Linked DNA regions of Homo sapiens: region 2 is linked to region 1. The links are chromatin loops, found by intact Hi-C in ENCODE. Cell type or tissue: ascending aorta. All regions are shown on one strand. Each heading gives the region's core, and the rest is flanking DNA. Links, peaks and the distances in the headings are about the cores only. Region 1 overlaps TANC2 (tetratricopeptide repeat, ankyrin repeat and coiled-coil containing 2). Region 2 overlaps TANC2 (tetratricopeptide repeat, ankyrin repeat and coiled-coil containing 2).

Evidence for each region. A loop is a pair of places that touch in the nucleus more often than their neighbours do. Peaks named below come from ENCODE experiments on the same cell type or tissue, not always from the same donor. Only the 100,000 strongest peaks of a DNase experiment are listed, where the experiment ranks them.
Region 2: a loop joins it to region 1, with 2.6 times the contacts of the local background. A loop is called at or near these places in 3 of 110 quality-filtered maps.

The regions. Positions count from the first base shown.
Region 1 is chr17:63,291,107-63,294,031 of GRCh38, reverse strand. All of the region lies in intron 9 of TANC2 (tetratricopeptide repeat, ankyrin repeat and coiled-coil containing 2), which reads right to left. Among named protein-coding and RNA genes, the nearest start is that of CYB561, 150 kb to the left of the region's middle. In ascending aorta, for the core only: no CTCF peak of the experiment used is centred there; no DNase peak of the experiment used is centred there; H3K4me3 peaks cover 716 bases; H3K27ac peaks cover 2,500 bases.
Region 2 is chr17:63,355,036-63,357,960 of GRCh38, reverse strand. It overlaps TANC2 (tetratricopeptide repeat, ankyrin repeat and coiled-coil containing 2), which reads right to left. Exons shown (of 28, transcript NM_001394998.1): 14 at 2,571-2,925. Among named protein-coding and RNA genes, the nearest start is that of CYB561, 90 kb to the left of the region's middle. In ascending aorta, for the core only: no CTCF peak of the experiment used is centred there; a DNase peak (open chromatin) is centred at 1,520; H3K27ac peaks cover 2,419 bases.

The DNA.
Region 1 (2,925 bases), core at 269-2,768:
AGGGGCTGGGTGCAGTGGCTCATGCCTATCATCCCAGCACTCTAGGAGGCTAAGGTGGGAAGACTGCTTGAGCCCAGGAGTTTAAGATGAGCCTGGATAACATGGCAAAACCTCATCTCTACAAAAATTACAAAAATTAGCTGGGTGTGGTGGCATGTGGCTGTAGTCCGAGCCTGAGGTGGGAGGATAGCTTGAGTCCAAGAGGTTGAGGCTGCAGTGAGCTGTGATTATGGTACTGCACTCTGGGTGGGTGGGTGGCGGGCACCCACGGGAAAAAAAACAAAAACAAAAAAAATCCTTACCTTTCTTCAACTAAGGCAAAGTGTAAACCTTTAATAAACAAAGAAAAACACATTAAGGCTAACAGATCTGTCCAGTCAAATGCAAATATAAACAGCTGCAGCTAGGGAAAAGAGGGGAAGGGGAAGTGGGGGCTCTAACTGGATCTTGACTAATGCATATTTATTCATGGAAAACAACCATGAATCATTTAAAGAGAAGTCAGTCACAGGACTGGCAGAAGAAAGTGTAACACAGCCAAAGTCTGGTGCAAATAAAAGCAGAGTTGTATTTCCTCACATTCTTCTATAATGACTATAAAGTCTAGCCTCGAAGTACCTCTGTTCCTTTGAGCAAAAGATAATTTGGGGCTTATTTTTGGGGTTCATTCCATGCATGCTATTCTCTACATAAAACAGGGAAAACACATGTGCTTCATACAAAACCTGGTATCACATTAGCACCAAACAAAAGGCAAAACACACACTTATTTTTTCTTAATACTTAAGGCCATAGTAGGAGCTCATTTTTCTACTGAGTTTCTAGAAGAAACTCATTCTTCCATTTACAAGAGTCAAGTCTGTTTATTCTTGGTGCTCAGGAATAGGACTAGAGTGGGCAGCTATTCCTATCCCAGGAAATAAGTTTTTGAAGAACGGAAAGCAATTTGAATCAGGTCCTAAAACACACTCTAAAGATAATGGTCTGAAAAATGTTCACTCTAGATACATTCTGTAAAGAAAATTAGAATAAATAAAGCAGAATCGCTTTTTTGGGTGAGCAGGGAAGCATATAGCAGGGAGGGTAAACTGTGGACTTGGAGTCAGGCTGCCTCAGTTTGCATCGTATCTCTGTGCAAGCTTAGGCTAGCTGCTTATGTTATTGATATTTCAGTTTCCTCATGTTTAAAATAGGGTTAATGATACCATGGAGATAAAATGAGTTAATACATGTGATGTGCTTAGGACAGTGTCTGGCTGTTAACTGTGTTAGCTGTTATCACCATCCATATCATCAAGCCAACAGAGACATCCAGTGTAATCATAATCACCCCATCCCACACACACTTATTTAAAACAAAACTAAACAAAAAGGATACCAAAACATATTGGCCCTTTTTGAGCCATCTTCCCTTTGATGCTGCTTCTTCATCTCCATTCTTCCTTTTACCACCCAAAGTTTGGAAAGAACCATGTTTGCAATTTTCACTTTCATAGCAATAATTTATAGCCTGGCTTCCACCCAAAATATTCTGCTCTAATTGTTTTAGTTAAAGTCACTAAAGACTTTCTGTTAAATCAAATTATTTATTTTCAGTCTTTATGCTTCTTAATCACTTTTTAGTATTTCACACTGTTTACCCATCCCCACTTTTTGAAATAGCCTCCTTTCTTGGGCTTAACGTGACGACACTTTCTTCCAGTTCTTTTCTTGTCTTCTCCTCCTGATATATCTTTAATGACTCCTGCTTTCTGCCCATCTTTAAAATACTGCCAATCCTAGGTTCTATATTTTATTGTTTTTTTCTTATCAATCTCAAAGGAAGACACTAGTGTCTTTCACACAATCTAAGTGGTGATGGTGCCCAAGTTTATTCTATTCTAGACCTCATTCCTGTACAGCATTTCCAACAACTTAGAAGAGTTATCTGCTTGGATATCCAATAGAAATCTCAAACTTAAAATGTTTAAAGCTAAATTTATCTCGCTTACCTTAATCTATTCGTTCTTTTCCATTTGTTACCACAGTTAATGAAATATCACCATCTGTCTGGTCTTCCAAGATAGAAACTTGGGACTTACCCATAATTTCTTCCTCCTTAATCATTACAACTAATTTGTCACAGGTCTTATCAATTATTCTTGAGGAATATCTCTTAGATATAATCCCTTTCCTCTTTTCCCATTCCACTGTTGTTTATAGTGCTGTAATCTTGGAGGGGTTGCTGGTTCACTCTAAGCCTGTTTTGTCATCTGTAAAATGAGGATAATAAGAGCATCTACCTGATAAGGTTAAACGAGGAAATGTATGTTAAGTCCTTAATCAGAACCTAGGAAGTTCTCAATGAATGATAGCCATATAATTTAGGTTCTCAAGATGTTTTGCTTTTATTTTAATGGATAATCTTGCATCTCTCACATTTCTTTTGTATAAAGCCACCAAATATTTGTATCTGACATGATGATGTCCATCCCTACACTGCTACCCTTGCATCTCATTAACTCACCCCACCATAATCATCCAACCTAGTGTTACTACAGTTCTTGTCAGAGGGTATGTACATTCCAGTTCTTGTCAGAGGGTATGTACATTCCATAATGTTTAGTAAACGGATTTGTGAATAAAGCTAATATGATTTCCACTCTCAACTGCAGAGAAATGTGTATAGACTTGGTTTTGGTAGAACAGGAAGGCTAGGGGAAGACAGTTAAGGATGCAAACCCAGCCTTTGAAAATCACTGCTCTGTACTATATAATAAAAGAAAATGAAATCATTTGTTTGCCATCTTTCAGGAACACATTCCCTGTTTAAAGGCTACTGTCATAAACAAGAAGACTATTAAATAACGAGAGGGAAGAAAAACCATTTTCCAAGCTCTGTGCATGTCACAGGTAAGACTTGGATACTAGCCAAGGCACTTATAA
Region 2 (2,925 bases), core at 302-2,801, 64 kb before region 1:
CTTACCTGGTGTGATTTCAGAGGCACTGAATTGGTCTTCTTTGATCTACTGAAAGATGCTTTAGAGAGAAGGAGAGAAAGTGGAGAACAGAAGGAGAAACAATGTGCAAGAAGTGGAGGCTGAAGGCCACAAAGACAAACCATGCCTGGAGAGAGTCCTGCTAATCAGACCTGCCTGAAATGGAAAACAAGTGCAGCCAGCTGCTTTGAAAGACCAGCTTGGGCTTTGCCAATAGCATTAAATTCTTAGTGAATTTCCATCTCATTGACCTAGGGAGCCTTAAGCACTGAGATCAATACTTCAGTACTTTAGTAACAAGGTTGGTGCCAGCCATTGCTGGGGAGGGGGCTGAGTTCCAACTGAAATGAAATCTAAGAAAGCTTTTTTTGATAACTCCTGGTCCTGTTTACAATTTTACTCTCTGCCATTAAGTGAAATAAGATGATCTCTCAGCAGCCATGCTATTCAATCATCAGGGAACGGATTATACAGGATTTGAAGTTGGAAGTACCTGCTCCTCTTGTCCCAGTGCATCAGTCGGTTGCTGCAAAACTCCTAGTTAAAATGCGATGTTGAGAAGGCAAAGCCTGTATAGTCATGATATGGCTGTATAAAAGCCGTATTTTCTCCTCTGAGAGCCCCTGAGGATTTCATCTGTTGTAAGGATACTATTAATTCAGTGGTAGTCTGGTTGCCTTGGACCTCAGCTTTCAATCCTCTGAGATGTCCCAGGATCTAAGGTCCCAGATCAGCTAGCAAAGTTTCTCTGGGAACTGATCTCAAAGCGTTTATTAGGCAATTCTACATTAGTTTCTTTTTCCTATATACATAGTTGCCAGTTCTTTGTATTAAATATTGACAACAGCTCTAGTAGGATTTATAGTAAAATCCTTTTGGGAACATCATACAATTCACAGAAGGGACTTGGATTGTTTTTATTGTTTCTTTTTAAAATCTTGTGCTCCAAAATGATAACAGCAGAAGATGGCTGTCGCTATCCGATTAGCCACAGGATTTAACTAAGATACACCAGAAGGGTCTATTACTGCAGGGTGAGGGGAGGAAAAAGAACATACCCCAAGTGTTTCTTTTACTCTGTACTATTCTAGGCATCATACTATATGACCTCACTTAACTTCTCAACAACTCTAGAAAAAAGGCATTATTATTGCTCTTATGTAGATAAGAAAACTAAGTCTTAGAAACACTATGTAACTTTTTCCAAAGGTCAAAGTTCCTAGAAGAGGCAGGATTTATATGCAGGTAATTTGACTCAAGAGTTTATGTTCTTTCCACTACAGCATGTTTCTTTAAAAAAGCTTCCCTCTCAGAGAAAATGCTACAAAGTCTATTGCCTGGCTTAATATCTTCATCATAATCTGGAACTAATTTTCTGATGAATCAGCATGGAGTAGGCTGAGCAGCATGCCCACAGTACAGTTGTCTCTAATAAGGCCTGGTGAAGGACACGGTGAAGGGCAATAAAACCCCAGCATGAACACAGAGTTTTATTCTTTCTGATGAGTCACATGTGAGGCATAGTCAAATCTGGCCTCTTCTTTTTGAGCCAAAATAAGCTCTGCATTTGCCAGCTATGTTGTTGGTGTCTTCTTTGTTTCCATGAAGTCAGTAATGTACCCGGCTTTTGAAAACACCAACTTTATTAAAGGAATACGTCTTTAAAAATGTTAGTATGACGGAGTAAAAGCACACCCCGACCAGGATGCCAGAGAACTAGGTTTCATGCAATAAAAAGGGAAACAGTTTCATATCTAGTCTGGTTTGAGTTGAGAAAGATTCTCAAGTCAGGTTCAAGCTCATTGGGAAAGAGTGCTGGGGTAAATCAGTGATCCTGTTGTGCGTGTGGGGTGGGGAGTGGTGGGATATATCATGCACTTGTGATCCCTATTCTGGTGTGTGCCCCTCCCTTCTCCCATGTATTAACCTTATGACTTTGTGCAAGTTGATCCAGCATCTTAAGGCCTTTATAGCAAAATGGAGATAATGACACCTTACGTATCTAAAGGCAGCATGGATAGACCAGCTGATCTCTTCAAATCTTTTTCAGCTAGGAGGTTTAAGATTGTATTTTCTAGTATAAAGCTTAGCATTGGCTGGACTTTAATGGATTTAGTCACTGGAAACTTTAAAAATGATAAGGTTTTATAAAAGGGCAATAAAAACTTTGAAATGATTCTGCCCTAAATCAAAGAGATTTACAATATATCAATTCTTTCTTCATATCAGAATAATAATACTGAGGAAGTCCATTAAATGGTTAACTTAATTATAGCCTGTGAACCCTGTGGGGTCAGTGAAAATTATTTAGAAGAACACAGGAACGTAGGATAGCATTCTAAATATCTATGCAGATGTTGAGTCTTAAGGAAATAACATTGTAAAACAATAAATTAGTTAACCTCATTATAGCCTTGCCTTGAGAAGAAACACAGATGATGTCTCTTCTATGTGAAATGTTCAATGAAGAACACTTCTACTTTCAATACTCACACTCCATGCAATAAACAGAAAACAGACTCAGAATTGTTTATCACAGATATATGTCTTACCTCGGATCACAGAGAAATTTGGTTTTCTCTCCTTCTTCTCTCCAGATAAGCCATTCTCGAAAAGAAGGATGTACAAACATACGAGTCATGTCTCTGCGCTTGATTAGGAACATGGAGAGGTTCTCCATTCTCTGCTGAAAATCCTCCCATTCTAGTGTGCCTTCAATGCTCCCAGCATTGATGGCCTGGAAGATATGCTCATCAGTCAGTGGGTGGAGAGAGGCCACTGCCACATTCAGGAGAGGCATCACCCGGTCAAAGGAAGACTGGGTTGGGAACTTCATATTGCACTGGAGTAAATAAACCTCTGAGAGCGAAACAGGAACTACTTTGTAGCTAGAGCTCTTTAACACTA